7 separate regions of the Mus musculus genome follow, and regions 1, 2, 3, 4, 5 and 7 are each linked to region 6. The links are chromatin loops, found by intact Hi-C in ENCODE. Cell type or tissue: left cerebral cortex. All regions are shown on one strand.

The links. Peaks named below come from ENCODE experiments on the same cell type or tissue, not always from the same donor. Only the 100,000 strongest peaks of a DNase experiment are listed, where the experiment ranks them.
Region 1: it touches region 6 in a loop (5-fold over the local background); 6 of 42 quality-filtered maps call a loop at or near these places.
Region 2: it touches region 6 in a loop (2.1-fold over the local background); 8 of 42 quality-filtered maps call a loop at or near these places.
Region 3: it touches region 6 in a loop (2.5-fold over the local background); 11 of 42 quality-filtered maps call a loop at or near these places.
Region 4: it touches region 6 in a loop (2.1-fold over the local background); 4 of 42 quality-filtered maps call a loop at or near these places.
Region 5: a loop joins it to region 6, with 3 times the contacts of the local background. A loop is called at or near these places in 19 of 42 quality-filtered maps.
Region 7: a loop joins it to region 6, with 2.5 times the contacts of the local background. A loop is called at or near these places in 10 of 42 quality-filtered maps.

What each region holds. Positions count from the first base shown.
Region 1 is chr12:40,220,975-40,224,974 of GRCm38, reverse strand. Ifrd1 (interferon-related developmental regulator 1) reads left to right here and starts at 1,786. Exons shown (of 12, transcript NM_013562.2): 1 at 1,786-2,106. The coding sequence starts at 2,019. It overlaps Mir1938 (microRNA 1938), which reads left to right and starts at 2,164; the gene lies at 2,164-2,263. Gm7008 (predicted gene 7008) reads right to left here and starts at 1,611. Exons shown (of 3, transcript NR_045157.1): 1 at 1,422-1,611; 2 at 253-306. In left cerebral cortex, CTCF peaks have their summits at 2,259 and 3,253; DNase peaks (open chromatin) are centred at 1,042, 1,652 and 2,240; H3K4me3 peaks cover 3,094 bases; H3K27ac peaks cover 2,718 bases.
Region 2 is chr12:40,813,496-40,817,495 of GRCm38, reverse strand. It overlaps Dock4 (dedicator of cytokinesis 4), which reads right to left. Exons shown (of 53, transcript NM_172803.2): 40 at 1,165-1,306. Among named protein-coding and RNA genes, the nearest start is that of Immp2l, 210 kb to the left of the region's middle. In left cerebral cortex, a CTCF peak has its summit at 2,323 (motif pointing right); a DNase peak (open chromatin) is centred at 2,335.
Region 3 is chr12:40,678,509-40,682,508 of GRCm38, reverse strand. All of the region lies in intron 12 of Dock4 (dedicator of cytokinesis 4), which reads right to left. Among named protein-coding and RNA genes, the nearest start is that of Dock4, 230 kb to the right of the region's middle. In left cerebral cortex, CTCF peaks have their summits at 1,736 (motif pointing right) and 2,527 (motif pointing right); a DNase peak (open chromatin) is centred at 1,754.
Region 4 is chr12:40,377,188-40,381,187 of GRCm38, reverse strand. It overlaps Zfp277 (zinc finger protein 277), which reads left to right. Exons shown (of 12, transcript NM_178845.3): 2 at 2,314-2,515. Among named protein-coding and RNA genes, the nearest start is that of Gm40406, 66 kb to the left of the region's middle. In left cerebral cortex, no CTCF peak of the experiment used is centred here; DNase peaks (open chromatin) are centred at 1,472, 1,975 and 2,366; H3K4me3 peaks cover 51 bases; H3K27ac peaks cover 44 bases.
Region 5 is chr12:40,261,040-40,265,039 of GRCm38, reverse strand. No RefSeq gene overlaps it. Among named protein-coding and RNA genes, the nearest start is that of Gm40403, 15 kb to the right of the region's middle. In left cerebral cortex, no CTCF peak of the experiment used is centred here; DNase peaks (open chromatin) are centred at 1,386 and 1,852.
Region 6 is chr12:40,444,634-40,448,633 of GRCm38, reverse strand. It overlaps Zfp277 (zinc finger protein 277), which reads left to right and starts at 2,844. Exons shown (of 12, transcript NM_178845.3): 1 at 2,844-2,968. The coding sequence starts at 2,875. It overlaps Dock4 (dedicator of cytokinesis 4), which reads right to left and starts at 2,581. Exons shown (of 53, transcript NM_172803.2): 1 at 2,240-2,581. The coding sequence starts at 2,276. Gm40406 (a long non-coding RNA gene) reads left to right here and starts at 2,975. Exons shown (of 2, transcript XR_872699.3): 1 at 2,975-4,000. In left cerebral cortex, CTCF peaks have their summits at 1,923 and 2,560; DNase peaks (open chromatin) are centred at 1,796, 2,006, 2,716, 3,163 and 3 more places; H3K4me3 peaks cover 3,684 bases; H3K27ac peaks cover 2,674 bases.
Region 7 is chr12:40,497,375-40,501,374 of GRCm38, reverse strand. The region is part of intron 1 of Dock4 (dedicator of cytokinesis 4); the gene reads right to left. Among named protein-coding and RNA genes, the nearest start is that of Dock4, 53 kb to the right of the region's middle. In left cerebral cortex, a CTCF peak has its summit at 2,211; DNase peaks (open chromatin) are centred at 1,645 and 2,213.

The DNA.
Region 1 (4,000 bases), 220 kb after region 6:
TTCACAGAGTAGCAAGTTACTGTTCTGTATATCAACTTATCTTGAGAATTAAGCTTGTGGTTATAAGGTGTGTCAACATGTATAGCTCTTTGCCTCACCTACTGAGAACCCTCACTTCATGTCAGATTTCAGGTGTGCCTGTCCAGACACAAGGGACTCAGTGGGGGCCTGTGTCCATGTCTGCGTCCCAGTTTGGTAGCCATGCTCTGTGCAGTTTACTTGTTCTTCAAGAGAACACAGAGTAAAGCAAACCTTGAACGTTGCTCTTCCAATCGAATCTTTGTGAACAGTCCATCTGTGATCGATCTGTAGGAACAGAGAGTGGCAGCAGAGCGTTACCAAGTCAAAGACTTGTGAGGACGAAGCTTCGTGAAGGTGATAGTGTTTGAGCTGGTCTTGATAGACAGAGATAATTCTTAAGATGAAGATGGGGGGTGGGTTAGGGCATTCATGAACAATGAAGTCAAAGTAACAAAAAGAGCCCTGTACTGGAAACGAAGACCAGTTGAGTTCAGGAGAAGAACAAGATATCTAGAAAGCAGTGAGAGAGGCTAGGTTAGGAGGACTGGCAGTCTGTGAGGTTCTGGAACAACTATAAACATAGGTGGATTAGTCAAACAAGACACTTGAGTAAATAATCAGCCTTCCTGGGCATGAAACATTGAAATGGGTGACCTGGTATGAACTGAAGCTATGTATGGCTAGAGATCAAGATACAGCCCTGAGTTTCATTTTAAAATCAATTGCTGGGGGGGGGGCACTATGAACAAACTGAATAAATTACGGTGAATAAATTACAGAATATGGGGGAAGATAATATATTAACTATTAAGAATATGGCAGTAAAGAAAAGGAGAGAAAAATTTAAGTTGGCTTAAGGTACAAGAGGGACATTAAGACGGAGAAAGACTTACTATCATCACTTGAAATAGAATGAAGCCGAGGTGAGAGGTGGAGTGCAGAGTGAGTCACTTGCACGAGTCAGTGAGTTTGTTCTGTCATATGGACAGTATAGGAACCTACTAGCAGCTCCTGAAAACAGGACTGGGTGTTGCGACACGGAAAACAGATCAACGGGAGCACCTTGAGAAAATAAACCCCTTTGCGACTGTTGATATAACTCATGTATGTTTTGCCAGCTGCGAACTTCTCATAAACTCTTATCCCAAACTGACCTCCAAACTGGCAGGTGGAATCAAGGTCACATCTTTGTAAGAAAATCTGAGACTGAATCATCAGTCTCGTTATTTGAGATATTAGTCTAGAATATGAGGTCCACGAACAATACAAGTTGAAGTAGCTGAAAGCATACTTTTTTTGGAGGGTGGGGAGCCCACGTCCCTAAACCCACAGGAGGGTATGGTTGTGCTTGGACAGGGGCCTCATATTAGCAGGGGAAAGGTTGTTACACGTGATCTTACAAGCTGACGTTCATCAAGCTGCATAACTGCCGCATGGCTCATCGCGGTGACTACCCGGGTGAATTCCAGGGCGGACGCCTCGTTGGGACGAGGTCACGACGCAATCGGACTGGGAGGAGCCCGGAGAAGGCCGCGCCCTCTCGCTAACTACATCTCCCAAAGCTCCACGCGGCCCTAAGGCATAGCAGCCCAGGCACCGAGGGCAGACTGAGGCTCTGGGAATGGGAGTCCGAATGCAGGCACCGCCCCAGTGGACGCCGCGGTGGGGAGATCTGCAGCGATTGGCCAGCGAGCGATGGAGGCCCGCCCACGCATGGTGACGACAAGCCGCCGTCTGGCTACTTAAGGCGTCGTGGTCTGGCCACCCCGCCTTCGCTCCCGCGCTAGAGAGAAACATGTATCGTTTCCGCTCGCAGCTCTTCACGGGGATTTCTGCTGCTGCTGCTGCCGCTTCTCACCCGCGCCGCTCCTCGCCTCTCTTGTTAGCCCGAGACTCGCCTCTCAGCCGCCCGCCGCACAGACGCACGAGTAGACAGTGCAGCTCCATCGGCTGATCCTCGCTGAGCTCCAAGTGTAGGCGGCACCGGGCGGCCCACGATGCCGAAGAACAAGAAGCGGAACGCTCCCCACCGCGGTGGCGGGGGTGGCGGCGGCTCCGGGGCAGCGACGTCGGCGGCCACGGCAGGTGAGGGGTGTCCCCACGCCCGGGAGCCGGCTGGCCGGCCGAACGGGAGACCCCGGCCTGGGGCGCGGTGGGACTTGTAGTTCGGTCTTCGCTTCGGACGCCCAAGTCTGCATAGCGCGTGGTACGGCTGAACTGCAGTTCCCATCATGCCCTGGGACTCGCGCTTCTTGAGCTGGCACGCGGGAGCAGTGCTGGAGCTCCGGCCCTGGGGGCGGGGAGAACTGGGACCTTGGGCCGGAGGGAGAGTCAGAATAAGGGTGACCAGGACTTGGCGTTCTTCCTAGACGTCGCTGCCTGCTGTCCGGTTCTTTATCGAGCTAGAGATGGGGCGGAGCGCCGGTGGCTTGCCGCTGTTGCGCTGCCTGTGGCGCTCCCTCCAACATGGAGTTCTCGGGAGTGTCAAACGTCCAGCGGGCTTGGACCGGCTTTTGCGTCACGAGGCCTGAGCTTTGCGTGATGGGGCCAGGGTGACGCAGAGGCACGAGTGGCTTCCATCCCGCTGTTTTCCTGCGCGTCTCGCAGGTCCTCTAAGGCGGGGTAGAGGCGTCGGAAGCCATGGCCACCGCCCCACCCTTAGCGTGGCTTCCACTCCTAACCCGGTACCTGCAGAAACCGGGAGCCCCCGCAGCCCTTGTGCTGCCAGCCTAGCGACCGCGTTCTCCTTTGTGCTGCATTCTATAGGTTCCATGCAGTGATAAGAGGTGGTGAGAAGCCGAGGTTGCAATTGGCTGGAAAGTTAGGGATAAGTTTTTTTTTTTTTTCCTTCCATGCTAAGACAAAGCTTTTTCTGGATGGTTAATTGCTGAACTGAATGTACGATTCTCTTAACATATGGTTGAGAAGAAAAAAAAATGATTGCAGCCGAAGGTCCCTTCTACAAGACTGCACACAAGACATAAGTCGAGTAGTATTGAAATGGGTAGTCATCTCACTAAGTAATTGTTAAGATTATGGAGTTGAATATTGGAATGCCCCCAGTCGTTCCACACCAAGATAATAGCCATTAGGTATTTGTTGACCTAGCTACTACTCTTTGATCATTCGAATGATATTAGAAAAGTAAATGACCAGTTTTCATGTTAAATATTGGAGACTGGCAATGCAAAAGTTTTCCTCCAGGGTCTGGAGAGCTGAAAGCTCTTGATCATGTGTTAGGTGATAACTGGCTGGGTATGGACTATTACAAATAGAAATGTATCTTTAGATATTTTTTCCCTTTCTCCTGAATGCGTGGTGAAATTCATTGTGAAGTTATGAAATACTGTTCATGTAACCTAGTTGTGGTTGAATCAAGGCTCCTGCTACTTCTGTTTAAGCTTTCCCTCCTGAATAAATACCGGAGTTCTTTCATAAAGTCTTACTAGTCTTATTAAAGTTTTCATTTTAAAAAGATGAAAACAATGGAGAAACACTGACAATTTGGAAACAGATGTTAACAGAGGTCTCCACCTCACAGACACCCTTCCTTTCTGTAGTTTCCTGACAAGTATTGTTCTTTTCTTAGGACAGACACATTTTGCCTCAAGGTGTATTGACCTGCCCTCAGACTGCATCAGTGCTGTCTTTTAAATTCTTTTTCATAGAAAAGATACGAGTTTAAACACTGCATTTTAGCATATGTAATGTAAACACTTGAAGCATCTATAAAAGGAAAGTAATTGATTTGGTTGTTGAAACTGCAAGCTTTGATATTGTTACCATAAAAGCTACCTCTAGCAAGTGGGACTGGATGAGAATGCTTTTCTGTAATTTTCTACTTGAGCCACGTGTGTTTTACTTCCTAAATAGTTGAGTCCGAAAGGAAGTTAGCAAAAATTTTACTTAGAAACCACTTTTTCTATTGAAGTTTGGATGACAGGGAGAATAAATCTGATTTAAGTGAATCTCTAGGGTC
Region 2 (4,000 bases), 370 kb before region 6:
GAAGCTATGAATAACACACTTCTAAGCACGCCTCCAACTTCAGGCCTTGATCTAGTCCTAAGAGTTTGATTCGTACAGGACACACGCTTGGCATTTCTGTAACCTGTGAAGTTACAGCTTACATTAGTAGGGTTGGGGAGGGACAGCTGGGCTTGGGTTTGCAGAGTCAGGATAACCTACCTCTTGTACACAAGACACTTTCATCTTCAGTCTATTGTTCATGGCTCCTAAAATTCATTTATAATGATATGGAAATCCTCATAAGACTATGACCAAAGGCAGTAACCAAAACTGACAGGGATTTGCACCTGCCAAGTGTTGCTGCGACCCCAGCCTTCTGAAGTGTGGCATCCATTTTCCAAGGCCAGGTATAGATAAGCTAAGTGGTTAGTTGTACTTCCCACTTTAAATACTATTTTGTTTATATAGTTACTTCCTCTCCGGAGAAACAGAGCAAATATTTTTCTTAAATAATTTATTTCTTTTGCATTTAGGTTCTGCTTTGAAAGTATATCCATAAGCCACTGGGAGTTTACCTGTTTTTCTTTAAAACCACTGATTTCTGGTGGATTTAGGAAGAACTGATGGGTGAATTGCCTTTGTGTCTAAAGCCTACATGCTTCCATTTAAATTGTTTGCTTTGTGTTTAGATATGTTTACATGGGGGTGTGTGTATGTGAATTATATGCTATTATTAAGTCAGAGTCCTGAATATCAGGACCCCAAGGATACTGGAGACACCTCTTTTTCTTCTTTCCCTCACTATATAATGCAAGTAGAAGGGGAAGAGGAGGTGGAGGATGGGCTGTCCTGAACACAATGCTACCACTTCCTTGAACTGAAACAGTTTCCATTGGATGTCAGAGGAAAATTATTCTATTGTTCTATGGGAAATCCAATAAGAGTGAGCTTCAGAAGTGTAAATTGCAGGAGTATCCAACAAAAGGGAGAAAATTCCTTACCAGATGTTTATGGCATTTCTTTCCCACTGACTCTGTGATAACAATTAGAATAAGCTAACACCAGGAGGGAGAGGACTAGCAAGTCTGAGGGGTGGGGGGGGGGGGGCACTGAAAAGGGAGCAGTGGCCGCAACAGTTCACAGGACAATGTCCTGCAGCTAACAACAGGTACCACCCAACCGAGGCCCATCAGGAATGGATACACTGAGCCTCTGCCTGGAAGATGGTCTCGTCGGGCTGGTTGGCATGCTGCATGGCGATGGCATGGGGGAACTCGTTCAGCATTCGCTGTTGGAAGGCCTCCAGTCTTTCATAGTCATGCCCTCGACATACAAACTCCTTATTCTGGGGGTGCAATCAAAACAGAAATTAGGATTATATAACAAAGAAGGAAAAAACCCAAGACTGTGGTAATAACTGACCATCTGTTCCATGTCATGACACTGCAGCAACGATAAAAGAAACCATAACTATCTGAAAATATGCCTGTGAATAAACATGCTGGGCAAAGGGCAAAGGGCAAAGGGCAAAGGGCAAAGGGCAAAGGCCTCACTTGTTACTGATTTTCACCAGACCCAATAGCATCTGAATCTCAGGTTGAGTTGCACGGGGACTGATGGTGAGTATTAAGGACAAGGCCCAAGCAGTATCTTAAAATGTTGATTGACACATGTTAAAGATGACTGTTATAAGATATACGTCACACTCGTACACATAAATGTCCAATTTCAAAGAGAACAAAGATATGCAATAACTAAAAATCCACATGACTGCATCTTTTCCTAACAGGCTCTGAGATCAGCTTTCTACTTCCACTGAGAGGGCAGGCAGATGGCCATCTCTATTCTAGCCTTCGGAAGGACAGAAGGGCCAAAGGCTACATCTTGGGGACCTGGCTTCAATGAGTTCTTTAGCTTGTGGCAGAGATGTATACTTCTTTTGTTTTAGTTGCTGGGTTGTAATCCATTGTGTAGATAAATTTCATTTGGCCTGTCCATCCATCACCTGATGATCCTTGAGTTTTTTTTTTTTTCCTACTTTTTGGATGATATAAACAGTGCTGCCAAGAAAATTTAGATACAAACCTTCATATAAGTGCTTTCAGAGTTCTTTTTAATGACCTAGATGTAGACCTGCCTAGTCATGAGGGTTAACACTTTCCATTTATGGGGAAAAATAACTACTTAGATTATACAACTGTTTCAATGTACTAGAATTTTTAAATGCATCCTGCATTAATCAAACAACAAATGGACATATGGACATTTTAAATCTTGATATTTATTTTTAATTTGGAATTAAAAAAAAAAAAAAGACAAGGAAGAACTTCTTGGGATTCTGAAGCCTGCAGTGTTCCTTACAATCCAATAGAGGGCAATCCTTCTCCTCCATCTTGAAGTAAATGCCAATTACATAGAAAAAGGCTATTTTCCAAAAGACCAATGATAGACACATCAATTTATTATAATTGTTCATTAAACAAACTTTGGCCTATTTGGTCAATGTAGTTTTGATGTTTGCTAAAGTTCCTTTATAATTTGTGCTTCCAAACTACTTCTGATTTTTAAAAATATATTATCTTTCAAGATTGATTTTTAAGAAATGTTATATGTATCTGTGAGTGTAGGCCACATGTTATATTGGTGCCCAGAGAGGCCAGGACAGGGTGTTGGAACCAGTGTTAAGGGCAGTTGTGACTTGCTTCACATGGTGGCAACCCAATTAGGGTCCTTCTGGAAGACCAGCAAGTTCTGTTAAGTGGAGCCATCTTTCTAGCCCTATATACCCTTCCAGTTACAGTAATTACATGGAGTAGATAGGGATCTAGGGTGTTTCACTGAATGCTTGTAACTAAATCACATTTTTGTCAGGGCTACATGACTGCTTCGGCACATTTAGTGTCATCAGCCTCTTCCTCCATAAAAATATAAAAAGGTGTATCAGATGACCAGTTTGGTATAGAGATAAACATATCAATGTTGATATTTACAAATATATGACTTATAATTTATCAAATACTATTACATATTTCATTCAACCTAAAGATTATTTTGTTTTCTTTTTACAGTTTAAAGAAACCAGAAGCTTTTTGAGTCCCTAAAACTGTTATGTTCTCCAAACACCATACCTTCAAGTCACAATGGATTAGCCAAGTCTTGACATGATATGGAAGGAAATGTAGTTTTTCATTCTGTAGAACTTTGGATCAAGAGAAGAAGAGAGTCATCTACATCAAAGCCACACTTTGCCCTGTTGAAGGAGTTTCTGGTCCCCTATGTTGCTCACTGCCCTAGAAGGAACACCACTCCACTGAGAGCCAGACCCCTGTGCTCTTCAAGGGGTGCTGACAACTGACCAGAACTGGATGTAATCTTTTAAATTTAGCAAATCATCTGCATTTGCCATTATCTTTCTTCCATCATCAGATAGGCCTACCTGCAATGCTGTGTGCACTTATTTTTTTAAGTGCAATACAGTTTTTATACAATATCCATGTTGCACTCAAGTACATGGTCATTTCAATCAATAAAATCAATGTCAACTTGTTGAGTTCCTTTTCCTGGTGGTGTGATAAAGTACCCTGAGCAAGGCTACTTCACAAACCCTCAGGGCAGGAGAGTTTTCTCAGGCTCACAGTTCTAGGGCATAGTCCCTTAGAGTGGGGAAATGAGGGGCCAGCAGCAGATGACATGTCAGTGCACAGGCAGGAATGAGAGAGAGAGAGAGAGAGAGAGAGAGAGAGAGAGAGAGAGAGAGAGAGAGGAATGCTCTTGCTAAGGGCGTTTCTGGGTCTTTTTATTCCTGAGGGTAATCTACTCGACAAGCTCTTTCACAATCCATTTGACAAGATCTTTCACAGGAATGCCTGGAGCCTTGTCTCCCAAGTGGGTCCAGATCCTGTCAAGTTAATGATCAGTCAGTGCTAACCAACATACTACAGCCATCATGTAAGTGTTCCACATGATCTAAATATTTACTGATGCTCTTTGGATACTTTGAGGTCCATCTGCCAGTCTTTCTACTTATCTAAAAGGCAGA
Region 3 (4,000 bases), 230 kb before region 6:
TTTATGTCATTAATACTGACACTACTCAGATATGGTCAGAACTGTATAACATAGCAGTTCTGATATGTCAGAGCAACAGCCTGGTAGATGAATGTCCCAGTAAGAGTGAACACAAGTAGGCAAAAGCAAAGCTCCCTTCTACCTTCTTTTATCTGTGCTGCTGAAGGGGAAGCACCAATTAGGGCAGGTCTCACTGAGTCAAATAATCAGATTAAGAAAATTCCCCTCAGCTTGCACAAGCAGTTTGCCTTTTGGTTTGTTCTAAATCCAGTAAAGTTGACCATTAAAGTTAATCACCATCATGTTTCCTGGGATCTGGAAAGAGGCTAGCCCTACCTGCTATGCTCTCCTAACATGCGGGACTGAGAAGCACAAGCGGCCTCTGCTGATTGTAACTGCTAGTGGTGCAAAGATCTCCTAGTTTTCAATTGGGGAAATGCTTTGATGTTTTTATTCCAAGGAAGTGATTAGCCAATGGCTACAACTTATAGAGAAAACAGGACAGGCCCAACACATAAATTAATGCATGTCAAATGAAGACACAATAGAGGCATCTGGAATTATTTGCTTTCACAGTCTTAACCAAAATAAATTTACTGGCTAAAGACGAGAGCTGGAGGATCTATACTAACCGGAGGATGACACCATAAGAATACCTTAACGTTGTCTTTTGACTAATTGTTATTTTCCATTTTAAAATTCCACTCTTGATTCTGATTCAGGAGAGCAACGTTTTCATCACACACACAGGTTTATGTCAAAGTTTTGGTTTATGTCTTTTAGTTTAGTGGTTTTGGGTATGTGTTCATTCTTATAAATATCATTACCTATTTTTATTTTTTCATAATGCCAAGTACATAAGAATCTACTGGCTGAGAGCTATTTCATGTATGTATGTATGTATGTGTGTGTGTGTGTGTGTGTGTTGCACAGTAATGACCTCAGAATATGCTACCCCAAAAGATTGAATTTCAGTGGACTGTTTTGAAAGACATAAGGTACAAGAAGGTCATTCTAATCTTCCTAGGCTTTCTTCCATGAAATGGGTCAAAAATTATGTTCCTTCATGTCTGAGGAGAGCCTACATGTCTTTGAAGGGGAAGTTCTTCCAAGCAGAACTTGATAAAGGAAATTTTGTAACACACACACACACACACACACACACACACACACACACACACACACAGCTTACTGCCATGAGATTGGGAACTCTGCCATGGTTTTCTCTGGCTGTTCATTCCTCATTAACCTGCTGTAAAAACGTTATGCTTGCCTACTTTCTCAGCACTTCTCATGTGGGTTTCCCCATCTGAACACATGAAGCAAGTCTGAAATACTTTCTTTTCCTAATCTTTCTTTAGTTACTAAAGGATCAGTCACGAAGTTAGGATGGGTGAAGAACAGCTACATTTCCAATACTACAGTAGTATACATGACTGTTCAGCTCTTCAACATTTTGTGTACCTTACAAATAGCAAGCAGATCTTAGTGACCATGAGAAAGTTAGAGAAATAACAACTACTGTATATAATAATGCTAAACTCTAATCACTACTTCCATTAGATTATAACTTAAACTCAGAGGTTTTTTTTTTTAATCAATTCTACACATATTCTTTAAAGTATCTTAGAGTACAATTTAATGTTATATTTAAAAAGTGTTAATGTGCATGAGTGATGTTTTGCTTGCATGTATGTATATGTACCACATGCATTCCTGGTGCCCACTGAGGCCAGAAGAGGGCACTAGATCCTTTGGAATTGGATTACAGCAGTGGTGAGCTGCCATGAGTGTACCAGGAAGTGAACCTGGGACAGCAGTGAGTGCTCTTAACCAGTGAACCATCTCCCCAGCCTCTTCAGTCTCACATTTTGAACTATATAAAAGAAAACTGAAAAGAAAAGAGAAACTGAAAGGATATGGCCACCACATGCGACAAAGCCTTGGTTTTCTTGTATTACAGAGGACATTGAGAACACTGTCAAACATTTAATAGGTTCTATATGTCAGAAATCTTAGTACACCAATGTTGAGTTCCTGATTTTGCTATTATACACTGGATATCATAGCTGGGGGTGTAAAAATAGAGTAAGCAGCTTGCTCTCAAGTAGTTAACAAAGAGTTGCAAATATGCATATAGGATTCACTATATAGATCTATACGTCTGTATGTTTACCCTGACATACATATGTACACATATGCACACAAGTCAGGAGCAAAGAGGCCAATATTAAGAATCTCAGCTACCTAGGACTATCGAATCATGCGACCGTGTGCACATGCCCACATACTTGCGTTTGGGAAATACATATAAAGTGAATGAAATGAAATATCATCCTATGGTAAATGAGTAAGTCATTGCATGACTCACTACTTTGTAATTGAACAGAATTAACTATGAAATAAAGTTCAAAAGGATTAAAAAGATAGAATGGTTTAATAATTAGGAACTTCAAAAAATAAACAAAAAAGTAACACACTATCTTTTTAGCCAATAGGTGGTGCCATAAAGTACTAATTTAATCTTAGTGTTCTGAGAAAGCAATTTATAATTCAGCACTCAACAGCCAGGGGCACCCATAAAAGTCCTCGGGTACTATATCACTTGCAGGATGGTGAATCAACTGACTACACTGGTGTGCAGAGATCCGACTGTCAACAGAAAACCGCAGTCTAACACTACAGAAGTCTCTGCAACATCACCTAAGGAATACTATTACAGCTGGCATAGAGCCATGCCACTCTCCCTGATAGAAAGGGCAGGCTCCTTCTGTAACAACTCCTGTGAAATCTCGCAGGGTTACAATGGAGTTGGAAGGGTAGAATTGTGCATGCTCATCTCACAAAGGCAAAAAACAAAGAGTCAAGAAATGTATCTGATTAACAAATATGAGTTCTTTTTTATATGCGTGCAAACTACACATAAATACACAAATGATAGGTAAACACTGTAAATTTTCTGTTACTATATGCTGAAATATACTGTAAGTTTTTACATGTGTGTGTTTAGTGTGTGCATGTGCACACTCGCGCGTGCAGAGATGTGCCCGAATGTGGAGGTCCCAGGACCTCCAGAAAGAGTTGCATCTTTCCCTCTACCATGTGAGCACTAAGAATCAAACTTAGGTCATCAGGCTTGGCAGCAAGTCCTTTACTCACTGAGCTCTCTCACCAGCCCTGTCAGTGACTTTCATAGACTTAAGTCTTACCTACAAATTTGCCTAAATACATAACATGGGCTCAGTCTAGTTCCACATCCCTGGACTTCAACTGCCATCTACTACAAGTGACATTTATAATAATCATTTTTGTTCAGCAAGCTAAAATCTGGCTTATTTTTAATGAATATTTTTAGAATTTCAAATATTTTTAAATATTTGGTCATTATATTAATTCATTTAGAAATTCTCATCTAACAGAACTATTAAAATTTCAAATTACTTAATCTAATTATAACATTTATATTAATTCAATTTTTTTTAGCCATTTAACTCACTACTTTCTCCCATTTTCTAAGTGTAATAGGTAAGGTGGCTAATATTCCTTTCAACAAAGTCTTAGGTTAGAGGGAAATGCCATTTACCTAGATGAACCCATTGACCCATCACACAGACAAGATGACATCACCGAGACTGAGAAGCACATCAGTGGGGCAGAAAGGCCTACAACTGGCTGGGAGAATTGTCTCAAGAGCAAGTTTAAAGGTCTTTCTCTTCCTCTCCTCCCCACCCCCCCAGTACCAATGGCCAAGGAGTAGAATGGGGTGACAAGAAGGGAAAGCAGCCCTTTTATAGAACGGACTCCATTTCTCTTCCTGACTCAACACTTTCTGGTACTCTGTTTTCACTTTTTTAAAATCACATATACCAGTACAGCTTATCTCTCCAGCCCCTCATATCTGCTCTTTGCCCTTGTTATAGTGTGTCACAGTGTGTCATACTGTATACCCTTCTGTCAATACATCTTTACTTGCCAATTAATGAGTCATTGGTCTGGTTTG
Region 4 (4,000 bases), 67 kb after region 6:
GCTGTTTTCTTTATATATATATTGGATATTTTCTTTATTTACATTTCAACTGTTATCCCCTTTCCAGGTCTCTCCTTTGGAACCCCCTACCCCATCCCCCCTCCTGACAGCTGTTTTCTTCATTAAGAATCTTTTACCCGTTGACAATTCCGTACATGTATACAATATATTTTGATCATATTCACCCCTAACTCTTCTCTTCCTCTCCCCTCAGAACCACTCCCAACAGGGCTCTCAACTTCATGTCTTCCTCTTCTTTTTTTTATAACCTACTAAGTCCATCTGTGCTGCCCTAGTAAGTGTGAGACCATCCCCCAGAGCAGGCACAACCTAACAGAGGCTGTACCCCAAAGGAAAACTGACTTATCGTCCCCTCAGCAGCTACCAACAGCTCCTTAGCTAAGAGTGGGGCCTTATGAGCACCCTCCCCTCCTTCATACTGGGGCACTGACTGGCTTAATCTTTGGTAGGTATCCACAGCTGCCCTGGTTTCAGCCACGTCCTGCCCAGAAGGCAGCATGTCTCAGCACTCCTCCTCATCCTCCAGCTTTTAAGTCCTTTTTTGGCCCCTCCCTCATAATGTTCCCTGAGCCTTGAGGTGGGGTGGTATACATGGCCAGTGTCTGTATTAACCACTACCCACTGGATATGCTGCCATGGTTGTCCTTAGCAGTCAGAGGACTGCTAATAGCAATTTCATTAATAGTATTTTCAAACTTAGTGTCAGGTTTACTCAATACCTTCCTAATACAGAATTCTGTACTAATATAGAATGTTAGGAGCATATGAACAGTCTGATTTAACAGACTTTACTATGACTAGAGTATGTGAGAGTGGAATGCTAAAAACCTTCTCCTATGGGACACTTCCTTCTCCAGCCATTGTGTGAGCCATCTTTCTTCTAGCTTTTCCTGAATGTCTGCTGTCACATTCTCTTGGTCCCTTATCTCTTTATCCTGTTAACTTATTTGTACCTTTTAACAAACTGTAAGCACTTTAGCCTTGCTGACAAGGCTCATACCATGCAATCCTGAACAGAAGATCTACACTTATAGATATATACTCAGTTGGTGTTTGTTGAGTGAGTGAGTGCTTCTACCTATGTACTTGTCTGATTCTTGGCCCATGCTCAGCTGTGTACTGCTTTAATATTACTCAGTTAAGAGTGGCTTGAGTGATAAGGTAAGAGTAAAAATTTAAAAATCTAATAAAATATTGGCATTAACCTAATTCCAAAATTCATCTTTTTCTAATTCTGGGGGTTGGCAGTAATGCCTCATGTATGCTAAGCCAGCTCTCTATCACTAAGCTGTATCTCCAGCCCTCTATTTACTTTTTATTTTGAGGCAGGCTCTCAGTAAGTTGCCCAGGCTAACCTTGAACTTGCTTTGTAGCCGCAGCAACGTTTGAACTTGAGCTCCTCCTACCTCAGCCTCCCAGCTAGCTCTGACGGGCCTGCACCACCAAGCCCTGCAGCTTCCTCTTTCTGAAGAAAGGTCCCTTTCCTTCTGCAAATGCAATAGCTGACCCCAGTTTCCTTCAGCAGCTACTACCCAGTCAAGCACTGAAATAAGATGGCAAGTCTAGGGTTCTGCCTCGGCATACTAGAGAGAGGTCCTGACACAACTGCCTTAGTTTGAAGCCCTGAAATCAGAGACATGGAGACCCTAAAGCACTTGCAGATACTGTAAGCGATATAAGGAAAAGGAATAGAACGGGAGAGGAAAGGGTTACTGTGTGTCTACTGTCTATCACGTGGCTCACAAAAGGTGATACATGTAACACACGATTGTGTACTGAGCCACTGGCAGAACACAGAGATTGCTACCCCTGCCACTCAGCACTTGCTGGTTCACACCAGGATACGAAGTGCGTTCTTTACATGGCTTGTGATTAGAAATAAGGAGGTTTTCAGATGTGTTAGAAAGAGGCTGGCATGAGCTGAATGGTGGCTTACGAAGTCACGTGGTCACTTAGGCCCCTAACCCAGCTGTTGCTGTTTCCACTTGCTAGTACTCAGAATCGCAGCCACTGGCCAAGACCCAAGAAGAACACTTCAACAGCTACTTCCACAAGTGGCCTTTCCCCACTCAAGCAAAGAGCGGGGCTCCAAGTTCTGTCGCAGTATGGCTGTGGCTGTGTTTTAAATGACAGCAAGGTTCTCCTGGTGCTATGTACTTTTTTTGTTTATTGTTTTTTGAAGTCTGTAAAATGTCTCCAGGCTCCTTTCAGTGCAAAAGGTAAGAAACCGTCCATGGAAAGATTAAGAGTTGGTTTCAGCTTTTCTTTCTTCCTCTTTTATGCCTCTCACAGACAGTAAAGACTGTATCCTGGAGCCGCTTTCCCTGCCAGAGAGTCCAGGTGGCACCACCGCTTTAGAAGGGTCTCCATCTGTGCCTTGTATTTTCTGTGAAGAACATTTTCCCATGGCTGAACAAGACAAACTTTTGAAGCACATGATTATCGAGCATAAGATTGTCATAGCTGATGTGAAGCTCGTTGCAGATTTCCGAAGGTAAATTTTGGTTTTGCCTATGAAATAATTCCTTGCTGACTGGAGGGCAGTATAACCTGCACAGACGGTCATCTCTATGAAGATATGGAAGTCGTGTCTGGGGATTTTTTTCCTGAGATTTTTTAAAATTACAATCTTTTGTCAATGAGCATGTTAATTATGATTAATTAAAACATGGAGTACATTTTTTACTGAGGAGCCTGCACACAGTTGCTGGCTTGGGTAGTTACTGTGGAGCGTCACCTCAGCATTATAATGTCAGGCCACCCACATCGTTGCCACCAAGGAACCTTATTCTTGCCATGGGTGTTTCAAAGCAGCAGGCTGTATTATTAACAGTAGATAGACCATGGAAATAAGGCGGGACAGAAATGCCAGCCAGGGAACCTCTTAGCCTTGGGACAGGTTAATAATAGGCAGGTTAATGGAAGCACTGGTCCCTGGCCTGTCAACTGCGAGTAACACTGCCTGTGATGTGCTACCTGTCTGATATAGGAGAGCCAAAATTGATTTGTATTTTGACTACATTTAGTTATCAGTGCAGCTTTATACTAGTTTAAAAACCTAATTATCACTTATTTATAAGATTCAACTTTTAAGAAAATTTCACTCAAGATACCATATTATCTAGATCTTTAGAAAGACAGTTTGTTTGAGGTTAGAATAACCAGCATTCCTGGAGGGGGGTGGGGTAGTAACCCAGCAGTTCCCAGGTTTGATGACACTAACGCAGACTATATGTAACATGCCTTCTCTGTCTATATGGGCCTGTAGCCACTGGGTATGGTTATTTTTGACCAGACTGTGGTGTTACCTGGTCATAGGATAAAGCAAGGAAGTCTGAATGATGTACACCACCAACTGCTAAACTAATTTCTTGCATGTTTTTATGGTGCTTCTCCTCGTTGGTTATTCTCTACTTTTAAATTAGAGAAAAATGGTCAGGGTGGCTGATGGAGTATTGTGGGAGCTTTGCAACATACACTTTTTTTCAAGATGTATTTTAAATATTTAAATCTTGTTCATTTAAGAACTTCTTGAGCTGTCTTCCAATTCTTTTCTTTCCAAGTAATGATGACAGGAATATTAATGTCTTATTTTACTCAGCTTCTCTTGGCTATGAAATAATTCATTTACTCTTGGGCCATATAAAGAAACATTACGGCCATCTTCAGCTCCAGACAGCCGGCCACCTTCCTGGTGAGAGCACGGGGGTCTGCCTGGCCTGAGAGGTTTGTGGCACAGGCGCCGGCGGGAGCCTTCTTGGCTCCGGGACTCCGCGGAGGGCAGGCTGCACGGGTGACCGTGTGGAATACAGAGTGCCAGCTGTTTCTGGGACGGGCGAGAGAGTCGCAGAGCTTCTGGGCGGCGCCATCTTCAGCTCCAGACAGCTGGCCACCTTCCTGGTGAGAGCACGGGGGTCTGCCTGGCCTGAGAGGTTTGTGGCACAGGCGCCGGCGGGAGCCTTCTTGGCTCCGGGACTCC
Region 5 (4,000 bases), 180 kb after region 6:
GTGACCCACCATGTGGTTGCTGGGATTTGAACTCAGGACCTCTGAAGAGCAGACAATGCTCCCAACTGCTGAGCCACCTCTCCAGCCCCTTGATTTGGGGTGGTTATTTGTGCATCTTATCTGCATCCAATTCAACAGGACTCTTCCCAGAGACTACATATAACACATAATTTGTCCAGAACTTAGATGTGTGACCAGAAAAACACATTTGTGTCTGATGATTATGTGCCCATGTTAAATATCAAAAGTTGAAATTGAAGAAAATTAAGGATGATAGAAATCTTGTTACCTCTGCTGAAACATGTCTTTTTGTAACCTGTTTCCCTGTCTGCTCAAGTATTTTCTCTAAAAAGGATGATGTGTGTGGTGTGTGTGTGTGGTGTGTGGTGTGTGTGTGTGGTGTGTGTGTGTGTGTGTGTGTGTGTGGTGTGTGTATGTGTGTGTGTGTGTGGTGTGGTGTGTGTATATATGTGTGTGTGTGTGTGTGTGTGTGTGTGTGTGTATACACATGCACAAATGTGTAGAGGACAGAAGAGCCCACTAGACCCCTTGGAGCTAGACTCCCAGGCATTGGTGGGAGGCCTGGAATGTTTGTCAGATGTTTGTGGAATGCCCAACTTATTATATTGATGCTGAGAGCTCAACTCTGGTCCTCACGATTTTACAGCAAGTGCTCGTAACTGCTGTGCCACCTCTCCAGCCCCCTCAAGTATTTCCTTTTTAAAGGAAAGGACTTTTGAGGACTCCTTGAAGGTCATAGGTTCCCTCTAATAATAGTCTCTGGGTCTTCTAGTCTAAAACACCAGTGAGAAATATTAAATGGTTCCAATAATCCAACCTCAGATTAGCACAGTTTGGGAGATTCCCCCAAACCAACCCAGGTAGACCACAAATCTCACCTGCAAAGACACCTGACCTAGGAAAGGAAGCAGTGGCAGGTGGGGGGTGCAAATCTGAGCGAAGCCGGAAACAGGCCTCTTACAGCTGGTCCTGACTTTAGTGATTTCAAACTACCACAGTATGTTTGATTCATAAACACTCTTAATGTCTTGCTTCAGACAGATGTGAATGTGCACGCCAACTGGCTATATATCAGCTTCCAGATAGAAATAAACTATGGACTGTCTCTCTCTGGGAACTAGCCTATGTGATGGTGAAGGGGGCCATACTTTTCTGTGGGAGATGAGTTTTCACAGCAGGCCCTCATTACCACATCATCCAACTGCTTTGTCAGCACAACAAATATGGTCAATGTTGTTTCCGGGCCAGTAGGAAAGGTAACCTTTCTCTGGGAGAATCTGGCTCATTAAGCAAGACTCAAACAACCAAAAGAAAAAAGTCTCCTGAATAAGAAATAGAAACAATTTTGAAGTCCAGCCAAGGGTAGGTTGGGAAAGGAGAGTAATAGGATTTTCCTCACTGGGGATCATTCCTGTTTATGCAGAATACGACCACTTAGAGGGCCAACTGCTACTCTTTGTGGGAATTTGCTCTTGAATTCTGGAGTCATCAAAATCCTTTTCTGGATACATGGCAAAAGAAGGGAACATGGTGAAAGGGTTATAATAAAAATAGCATCTAGAACATAAGATGCTTGGTAAGAAACAAATGTGACTATGAATGACAATTACTACATTTTAAAGTGTTCTACCCATGTTATTTAAATCAGTATCTCCTCTGTCTCATAGCCCTGGCACAGATGTAATTATTTAGCTAGCAGGAGTTATATGTATTCTTCTGCTATAATTATTAGGTCCCAGAGAGCCCTAGGTTATTAGTCGCAGAGGTGCTAGCTTAGCCAGATGGCCTAAGAGTGGTGCGCAGCTCTGCTGAGTGGGAGAATGAGTGAGTCACCGTGTGAGTCTACCCATTTGTGTGGGTAGAAAATTGCTTAACTTGAACCTAACATGGGGAATTAAAGAGACCACTCTGGAAACTCACAGAACTGAGAGTTCCATACAACCATAAAATGGTTACAAAAGTTGGACTATGGAAGTGTTCGTTCGGTTGGACTACTCACTGGTGACGATGGTTGAATAACTTGGGCTGATACATTTTGAATGTAGGAGGCTGCAGGAAACAGCAAGCTACTTGGATGTTTGTCCCACTAGAAGGAGTTCTGAGGGATGGTTAGTAAGAATCATAACTTTCTGTTTTATAAAAAAAAATTTAGTGAGATTTAAATGTTAGTATGTTTTAAACAGGAAGTAAAAATCAACTTTTTTTATAATGTTGGATGTTGATGGATATCGAGAATTTGGATAATCATGCTATAACATGGATGGCCCTTGTGAACATCATTCTAAGTGAAATCAGCCAGTCCCCCCCAAAGTCCAGCAAATACTATACTATTATATTAATTTTTTAAAATTATGCATGCATGCACATGCCACGACACCTGTATGGAGGTCAGAGGATAACTTTTGGCAGTGGGTACTCTCCTTACTACCATCTTGGTTCCAGAGAGTGAACTTGGGTCCTTGACCAACAACAGCCTTACCTGCTGATCCATCTTACCAGTGATCTTCCATTTGTATAAAGGTTGTAAAGTGGCTGAAAGGGTGAGTAGCGACGCTCCTAGAGGCTCAGTGGAGTAGAAGAATGAAAAAAAAAAAAAAAGTTCCAGCTTTGTAGCCTGAATGAGTTCCTAGTTTATTACATAGCAAGGCGCGCGCAGTTAACACTACTTCACCAGATTCTTCCAAAGGTTTGAGATAGTACGTCACGTGTGATGCTTTTACCACAATACATTTTAATAATCATAGCTGTTTTCTTTTAACTTCAATAGAATACATTAAAACAATCCCCAGCACTGAAAAGGAGAAAGAAGAATAAAAAGAGTTTTCATTTTCTTCTGACCCGTAGAACATCAGGTTCTCTGTGGCCCCTGGTCTTTCTCAGAAGTGCTCAGACACCAGTACTTGCGATCTATCTTGCTTTGGAATAGACACCTAATCTTTCTAGGTGAAGAGATTCCTATTTTTGGCAAGTGATGGGGAGATGCAAGTTCTTATCTCAGTAAACTTTCCTGGTAATAAAATGCAATTATGTGTGTATATAACTAGAGGAGGGCATGCCATGTATCAGAATTCAACAGACATTATTTACAATGATAGTTTTTGGATTATTGTTTTGTTTTGTTTTGTTTTTTTCCAGACAGGATTTCTCTGAGTAAGCCTTGCCCTCCTGGAACTCACTCTGTAGACCAGGCTGGCTTCAAACTTATATTCACCTGTCTCTGTCTCCCAAGTGCTAGGATTAAAGGTGTGAGCCACCACTACCCAGACCATGATCCTTTCTTTATCCATATGAACTTAATTTCTTCTGGAGTTAATTATTCTTCTAAGCTAGGCTGGCTGCCTTGCCAAATGTGCTCATTATGAATGTGTTCAGTAGATTTGTTTAAACTTATCATTGATGCCAGTGAAAAATAAACCAGTAGCAAGTCACCTTTGCCCCTTTGGCGAAGTTTGTTTTGTGTTGCAGCTATACATCTCCCATGAAGGTTTGAAATGATTGCTCTAAAGGGCATGAATGAAGTTTATTCTTCATGCCTACTCTTGAAATTTGCTACAGATGCTCCGAGAAAATAAGAACAAGAAGGTGGGAGGCAATGTTCTTAGATGAATGTGAGATTTATGATATTACTTCCCAGAGACATCAGCAGAGTCTTGTGCTTGTGTTCTTAGATTTTAAAAGCCCCTGCCACGGGTATAGTGATAATGTTTTGAAAATCATCCCATCCACTGATAAAAAAAAGAAAATGATTCTTGTTTGGTACTCCAAGCCCACCCGCTCTCCCCGCTTTGCTATCTTTGATATTATTTGCCTATGGCGGTCAAGAAGACATGACACCAGAAACCTTCATTGCCCTTTGAAGTTGCAAGCTGCTTTTATCATCAGGGTTAGCTTTTGGATATTATAGCAAATATCTGAGAAAATTAACGTAAAGGGGTTAAAATCTGGTCTGGGGCCGGTCAGTGATAGAGTACTTGCTAGA
Region 6 (4,000 bases):
TATATTCTCTGTAATAATAGGAAACCATAACTCAGATCTGAATTTTTTTTAAAGACTTTTCAATCTAAGCAGCTCCGAATACTGCTCACCATGGTGAGAAATGAAAGTCCACGGGTAAGTATCCTAGCAAAATTTTCATCACACACCCGCCTAACAGATGGGTTCTCAAAAACAACCAAGCATTCCGCAAGCCAAATGCTCAAAACTTAGTAATAAACAATGATTAACATTCTTGAGTATGTGATACTGCAGAAATGAGAACCTCAGCAACAATTTGGGGATGGGGGGGGGCAGAAGCTCGCTTTGTGCTCTCACCTCTCATCTCACCTCCCACCTCCCTTTCCCAAACAGGCACACCCTCTCACCTCCCTACCGGGCTCAGCATCCCAAGCCTTGGTGTTGGCTGCAAGCTCAAAACACTTGACTGATCATATCCGGTTGCCATTCCAGGAAATCCCAGAGTGGTTTTTAAGCCTCTGCCCACAGCTTGTAAAGAAAGGCGAGAGAAAAACTAATCGATATCAGCACCCAGCTGTGACCTGGCACGGAAGGAAATCTGGAAAAATAAATGTCATCCATAACCTGTATCATTTAACACTTGCAAGAACACAACCACTGGGATTGACTCTAAGGTGGACAGTGTTGCCGGGGTGGATCTGAGATTCCTGCACCAGGTGTCAAGACTGGTGCCCTCTGGTTCCTCAGCCCTCAGACAAGGAAATGCCTTTTCCCTTGCAAGGGTTATCTGATCCCCCCCCCCCCCAAAAAAAAGAGGAGGGAACAGAGAGGAAAACAACCTCTATCTACACCACTCTGGGAGAGCCCTTTGGCAAGAGAAGCTGGAAACCTTTCGCAAAGGTGGGCACACGACAAACTATTGTCTTGCTAACCAGTCACAGCCCAGAAAGGAAGCTCATGGAAAACATGACTGTTGAATCAGAGAGTCCCTTCAGTAGATAAAGTCCGATCCCTAGGCAAAGTAGGGGAGGTAAAATCTGCAGTGATTAGGGTTCCCCTGAAAGGTTTTACAGATTTTTTTTTAATTACAGGAGAATGAAGTCAGAGCATAAATACGTCTCTGTATCATATAAATTACTAGGTCCGTCCACAATAAAAACAAGAACGCCAATCGGCAGAACGGGGCATTATAGGAAATGAAGATTGTCAGTAAAATCTATAATGCTTTCTTTCTGTTAGACCTTCTGGGAGGTTATAATTGCATTTGGCCAATTCGGGCTTGTCAGTGAGCCTGGCTTCTTAATAGTCTCAACCCTAAAAGGAGTGACTGTCAAAGGGGGAGGGGGGTACCCAGCTGAAATCAAACAACAAAAACGGGAACTGTAATCCTACCGACAAGGGAGGAGGGAAGGGAAGGGAGCCTCCTGTATTCATCAGTCAACATTAATGGTCTTTGTTGTTCACCTTTGCACAGAACAGTGAATGCTATCCTGTTCCTTTTTCTCTCAAATCAGTGCCAGGGTAGTCCTCTCCTAAAGCTGCCTGCCAGCCTCTAAGAGCCAGGCTTTCTGACCCTCCTCTCCCTCGTCACTTTCCAGCCGGCCTCTATGACCCCCACTGCGCTCATTCCCTGGTAGAGAAGGTGGCCAGAAGTAAAAACCCTGCCAAAATCTCGGTTCCCCTCCAAGGACCAAAGAGCGCAGGAGCACAGATGTTGAAATTTACCAACCCCCCTGCTCGCAACACACACCCCAAACACCCGGGAGGCGAGGGAGGAAGGAGGCTACGTCCCGACTCCGTCTGTCACAGGGGCTACACTCTGCACTCTGGGAATGCCGACCCCAGCCGCAGGGACTTCGCGCCTCCCTACTGTTTGGGAGTATTCTAGCAGCCGGTTCCTGGTCTCCCTCATCACCCCGGGAAATCTTAGCAGCCCACTGCCAGCTCTCTGCCGCTGTGGGCCAGCAGGGGTAGAAGGGAGAGAAACCCTGTTGGCTTCCCCTTCCAACTTGACACGCAACACGCCCCGCGGCCGCTCCAAACTCCGCCAGCCAGCAGAGACCGGAGCGGCAGTCCGGACGTTCTGGGATCGGGTTCGAGGAGCGCCGAGTGCACGGTGAGGAGCGAGCCCCCCAGTGCTCGCCCCTCAGCCGGAGGCCGGTGCGGCCAAGCCCGGGACCCGCTGTGCAATGCCAAGACCTGGCATTTGCAGCCTGGAGCGGAGCGAGCTGCGTGGGGGCAAGGACCAGAGCGTGGTAAAAGTTCGCCCGCGAGCACTCACCCACGCCGTATTTCTCGTGCTCCGTAGGTATCCACATGGCTATGAAGGGCGTTGAGGGGCTCCGGGCTGTGCAATCCCCGCGCCCCTCCAGTGGCTCACAACAATGCACCGCTCCCGAAGAGCAGCTGTGTCGCTGGAGCACAGCGGATCGCGCGGGCTGCGGCGCTGGGCAGGGTCTGCTCCCGGGGCTCCGGAGCCGGCACTGACACTACACCGCCGAGGCGGAGCCGCCCGCCGCTCTGCCGGCCGCGGCTGCTCACAGCCCTGCGACGCGCTCCCGGGGACCCGGCGGCGCAGTCATTGTTCTGATTCACTGAACTAAGCGAACACGCCGGGGCACTCGCGGGCGCACCCCCGCCCGTCAGCGCCCGTCCAGCGCTGCCTACCCACTGCCTCGCGGCATGCTGGAAGTTGTAGTTCTTACGCTCCCGGCTCCGGAAGGAGGCGGGACTACAGCGGTTGGGGGCGGGGCACCTAGTTAGGCTCGCCACAATCGATTGGTCCAAAATGTGACGGCACAGCATAGGCGTGTAGGAACTCCCTCAGTGAGGCGGCATGCGACCCCAGGCGCGTTTTTATTGGTGTATCACCGCTCCGCCCCGCCTACGGCCCGCCCCTTTCTACTGTGCCAGGTAATGGCTGCTAGTGAGGTCCAGGGGCTTCCTGTGGACCCCCGGGAGGCTGGGGTCCGCGGGGTCCGCGGCGGAATCGGACACACAGATCATGAAGGTGAGTGTGCTGTCCCTTAGGCGCGGGTGATCTGTCTTCCTTCTTCTGTGCCCGAGGTGCAGCTGGCAGCCGCTCAAACCTTTGAAGCTGGTCGGCTGGGAGACCACCTTGGTGCCAGGGAAAAAGCCGCGGGCGGGACCCAGAGATATGGGTTGGGCAGACGGAGGTTGCCAGGCTGAAGCTGTTTTGGGGTGGGAGCAGAAAATGTGAAGAGCTGCCTTCCCGGCCTCTGAGAAAGCTCCTTTGCTGTCTTCCGGTTTGGAATTCTGTGCTTTGCACTTGCCGCCAAGTGGGTGTGGGTCAGGTCTGGGTTGCACACGTGTGACTGTAAAGCTGTGATTAGCCGCTATTTCCTGACTTGTAGCCCTCGCTCTCCCCGGTTTGCTGAATTTGGCTCTGGGAAGGTGTTTTATGTAGTTTGGGACCGGTTTCCAAGTTGGAGACTAGTCACGTCACGGCTCTCTAATACTTATTTGCTGGTTGCAGGTTGTAGTCCTCTTCAAAAGGAAAGGATGTGTGTGTCTCAGGTATCATTTGGCCCTGTAGCCTGGGAGATGTTACATTCTAAGAGAAAGAGAAAAGAGAATTAAATTCACTCCAGCCCTCACAGAATATTTAAAATAGGGTTTTAAAATTCATCACAGCTACTTTGTATCAACCTGACTTTGCTGCTTTCTTCAGTTCCACTGTAGAGACCAAAAGTCAAACTTTCATCATAGACTACCTTTTCTTTTGGTCGCGCTCCACTCCCCACCCATTTTGTTTAAGTGTTAATTTTGGGGGTTAATTTGGGTTCTCAGTCCTTGTTGATGTTTTTTCCATTTAACCTTCACAGCTTTTTATCTCAGTAGCAGGGAAATAAAAGTGCAATTTCTTCCCACTTTCCATGAGTGAGATTCCTATCAATGGGTTTGCCATATATCCCGTACTTATGTTTTTCCAGATCACCAAAATTCCACATTTTAAGATATAAAGTTGGAAGCTTTAATAATTTGGCGGGGGGGGGGGGCGTTGTTTATGGTTTTTGTTTTT
Region 7 (4,000 bases), 53 kb before region 6:
GAGACAAAGGTCAAGCAGGGGCGGCAGGATTTCATCTGACTTTTAGTTACATTGGCCCCAAGTTCAGAGCCAATGCTTTTAGTAAAGGCCAATTATGCAAACCTCTCCCTTCTGCCTTTCAATCAAGGAAGGTGTGCACCTTTCTGAGAAAAGCTAATCACTAATGCATTTCTAATGAATGGCTTTACAGAAACTGAGTATTCATATTATTTATTATTTTAAAACTAAACATTTTAGACATTAAAAATGTATTTAAGATAATAAACCATACTCCAGGGAGCTTGTCACTGTGTTTTAAAGCTGAAATGTTGTAAGTATTATAGAAAACTTCCCAACATCCTTTATGACTATGAAAGGAACCAGAATCCTGAATTTAGCGTAAACCTAAAATGCTTATAGACATATTTGCACCACTACATCACATGAAAATTCAACACCCAACATTGCTCTGCATGCATTTCTGCAACATGCTTTGTTTCCTCAGCATTCATGCATGTGATATCTATTTTCACTATTCCACAGCACTTCGCTAGATCAGAATAGTATGGTGTACTACTGCTTGTAAGCTGCATCACCCAGAGGTCAGCAGAGAATGCACATACATGGACCTTCCTGTGGATACATGTAATGCTTTTTAATATGTGTACATAAAAAGGGGATAACTAAGCCGGGTGTGGTGGCGCACGCCTTTAATCCCAGTACTCGGGAAGAAGAGGCAGGTGGATTTCTGAGTTTGAGGCCAGCCTGGTCTACAAAGTGAGTTCCAGGACAGCCAGGGCTATACAAAGAAACCCTGTCTCGAAAAACAAAAAACAAAAAACAAAACAATGCAAAAAAGAGAATGACTAGAATAAAGTTACTGTGAAGAAACCAAGTGCAAACATTGGGGGAAATGGCCTAAGTTTACGATAAAAAGACTGTTTATTTTTTTCAACATTTTGGCAACTTCAAAATTGGTTAAAGTTTAAAAGGGGGGGGGTGGAAGTGGATAAAAATCTCTCTTTAGAATACTCAACATAATTCTCCACAGAATTGCAAAGTTTGGGTTAACTCCTAGGTACAGATGCAACTTCCACAGTACTGGAAATAGCAAAAAGCTGGTTTATTTGGCTCTAGGGCCACCAGTCCCCAAATGTCACCACACTGACATGAGGCGAAGCTGGTTAGAATACCTCTAGCTGAGCTTGCATATATTGCTCAAGTATGGTGTCAGGAAAACTGAAGCAATTCTTTGTTTATCAACCACAACGGATGAAGTTATTTAAACTAGAGAGAGAAAAAAATCAATGATGATTCATTAGAGTCCTAGTCTCTCAAGCTATAGCACTTTGCCATCCATCCACACGAGTGATCTTTGAAAGATTCAAACTGAAGCATTCTGAAGGGCATCTGACTAAAGTCAGAGGCACTCTCCTGCTGCCCCCCTCCTCCAGCTCTAAAGACACCTCTTTGAACTCACACATTTTTCCCTTTGCCCTTCTAACCCTTATAACCAGCTAGAGGCCCCAGGCCAGGAGAAGTGTGTATTTATGTGAAGTCCCCAGAAGACCTAAGAAGAGTGACATGGGCCAAACCCACACCCAGCCCTGTCCTCTAGGAAGCCTGCCAGGGCTAACCTCATCTGAACCATGTCACTCCCGCCTCCTCCCCCTTCGGAGTCAAGCATTCCCTCCAGACTCACTCACTTAACACTTGTGGATGTTTTGATTGGGATCATCTGTAAGTCCCTGTTATGTTTTCTCTTCACACAGAGACTGTAAACTTCTCAGTGTGCTTTGTCAACCCATCGGCAAGAACAATTGCCAGAATGTAACGCAAAGGAGCTGAAACAGAAAGGAACACGAGATTTGGCTCCCAGGCCTTTCCATGACCACAGCCTAAGGGTGTTACACACTCCTTCCAGAGACTTCGTAGAGGCCCTGTCACTGATACATACTGTGTACGTGCAAGCATGCTTGCGGTTCTCACAAAAGAGGTAGGTAGACCACTATCAGCTAAGCCCTACTCAACAAAAGACGGTTAAAGTAACCGTGATGAGCCAGCAGCCAGACAACAAACAGCTTCAGCAGACCTTGCAACTGAAGTGTGCCTTCTCTCTCCAGCCTCTTCAACGGTGGCCCACACTCAGGAACAGTTTGACATTTTAGCACCATATGGCTCAGCGAGGATCCAAAGGCCACACTGAAAACTGCCAGGCCATTTGGCATTTCCGTACTTGCCCAGGCAGATGGCACTAGGCGCCCAGTTCCCAGCTGCAGCCTGGGATAGGTCCAAGAGGACCGGCGCTTCTCCAGGATGCCAGGTCAGCAAGGAGTCAGGGCTGTGGCATCAAGGCTGTGTGGTTTGAAACCTTGATGCCAAAGCTAATAATCTGGTCCTCACTCACGAGGATTTCTAGCACAGCTGAGAAAATACACAGTGGATTTACAAACAACTGTCTTTCCACCGGAGGCATCCCTAGTCACTCTCACCAGCAAAATGCCAGGCCCCTAAAGCGTGCTAGCCGCTCCTCCTCTCTACATAAGACTTGTGGGATTCCCAAGGAAATCTACTAGGACGGCTAGTTCAAAGACTGCAGAGAGGGATGGACAGGGTCTCATCCTAAGAAGTCACATGGGATTCTGTTTTTTCTTTTCTTTCCTTATCATGGTATAACACACGTGTTGGTGTTTAAAGCTGGGCTTCTTTTTCTGGGATCAGTTCCCCGGAAAAGGAAGCAAAATCTCCACTGTGAAAAGGACTCAGGCCAAGGTTGCTCCAAGGCAGAGACTTGGAGAACTGTCAAGGATTCGGGTACCACAGAGAAGAGATCACAGGCAAGCTTTGCAGAAAGAAAAGGTGAATCCAGTTGGAGAAGGGCCTGGGATCAGGAGAGTTCAGACAGAGGCTGTTGCCACTCAACACATCCCTGAGCAGCGCCTGGGGTTTTAACTGTCCATGTCTCATTACTCGGGATGCTAAAACCTCTTAACATATGAACATACACACACTAACACACTCCCATACTGCACTGAGATTAGTTTAGCACACATAAAACTGAATGACATGCAAGCATCTGTCATTCCGGGATGGGGCCTCGGGGCTTACAACAACTACAGTGTTGTACATTCAGAGATATTCCCGGTTTATAGTGCCAGAGCTATCTATTCAGAGAACGAGGAACCCAGACCGGCAGGCCATTCCTCTCTTAATGACAGTTAATCTGTATAAAAACCGAACTGGATCATTAAGCAGGGTTTTTATATTTCCTTCAGGCTCACCCAATTTCATCATTACCGTAGTAAGCCCTGGTCTGTGTACCTCTAGACAGAAATATACTCAAGAGGAGGATTTTTGCATGGAAATGATATTTTGGTCTGACTTCTCAAGTCCAGGCCACAGCACTCAAGTCACAGAACTTAGCTACTTAGAAGACAAAATAAATAAACAGACTCGGGGCTGGGGAGATGACTCAGTGCTTAAGGGCACCGACTGCTCTGACAGAGGCCTGGGTTCTCTGAGTTATTAAATAAATAATAGGAGAAGAATTATCTCTTAAAAGTTCCAAATACATCAATTCACAAATGATATATAATGGAAATATATGTATTTTAACAAAGCAGAACTCTTAATAACATACAGTAAACAACACACTCAGTTATTAAAGTATAAAGACAGCTCCTTCTTGTTTAATAATGTTTATACATATGGTTGTATCCCTAGTTTAAATAACATGGGATTCAAGTTGAAGATACTCTTTAGAAACACACATGGATAAGCAATGCATTTTAGCCAGGTCTGAGTTTTGGTTTGGGAGGACATAGCATCATGTATCGCAAGCTAGCGTCTAAGCTGCCACTATCTCCTAAGTATTGGTATTTGGTATATTGGTTTGGGAGGACATAGCATCATGTATCCCAAGCTAGCGTCTAAGCTGCCACTATCTCCTAAGTATTGGTATTGTAAGCATGCACCACAATACTGGACACCAAGGCTCTACTTCAGGTCCAGAGAGAGTTCC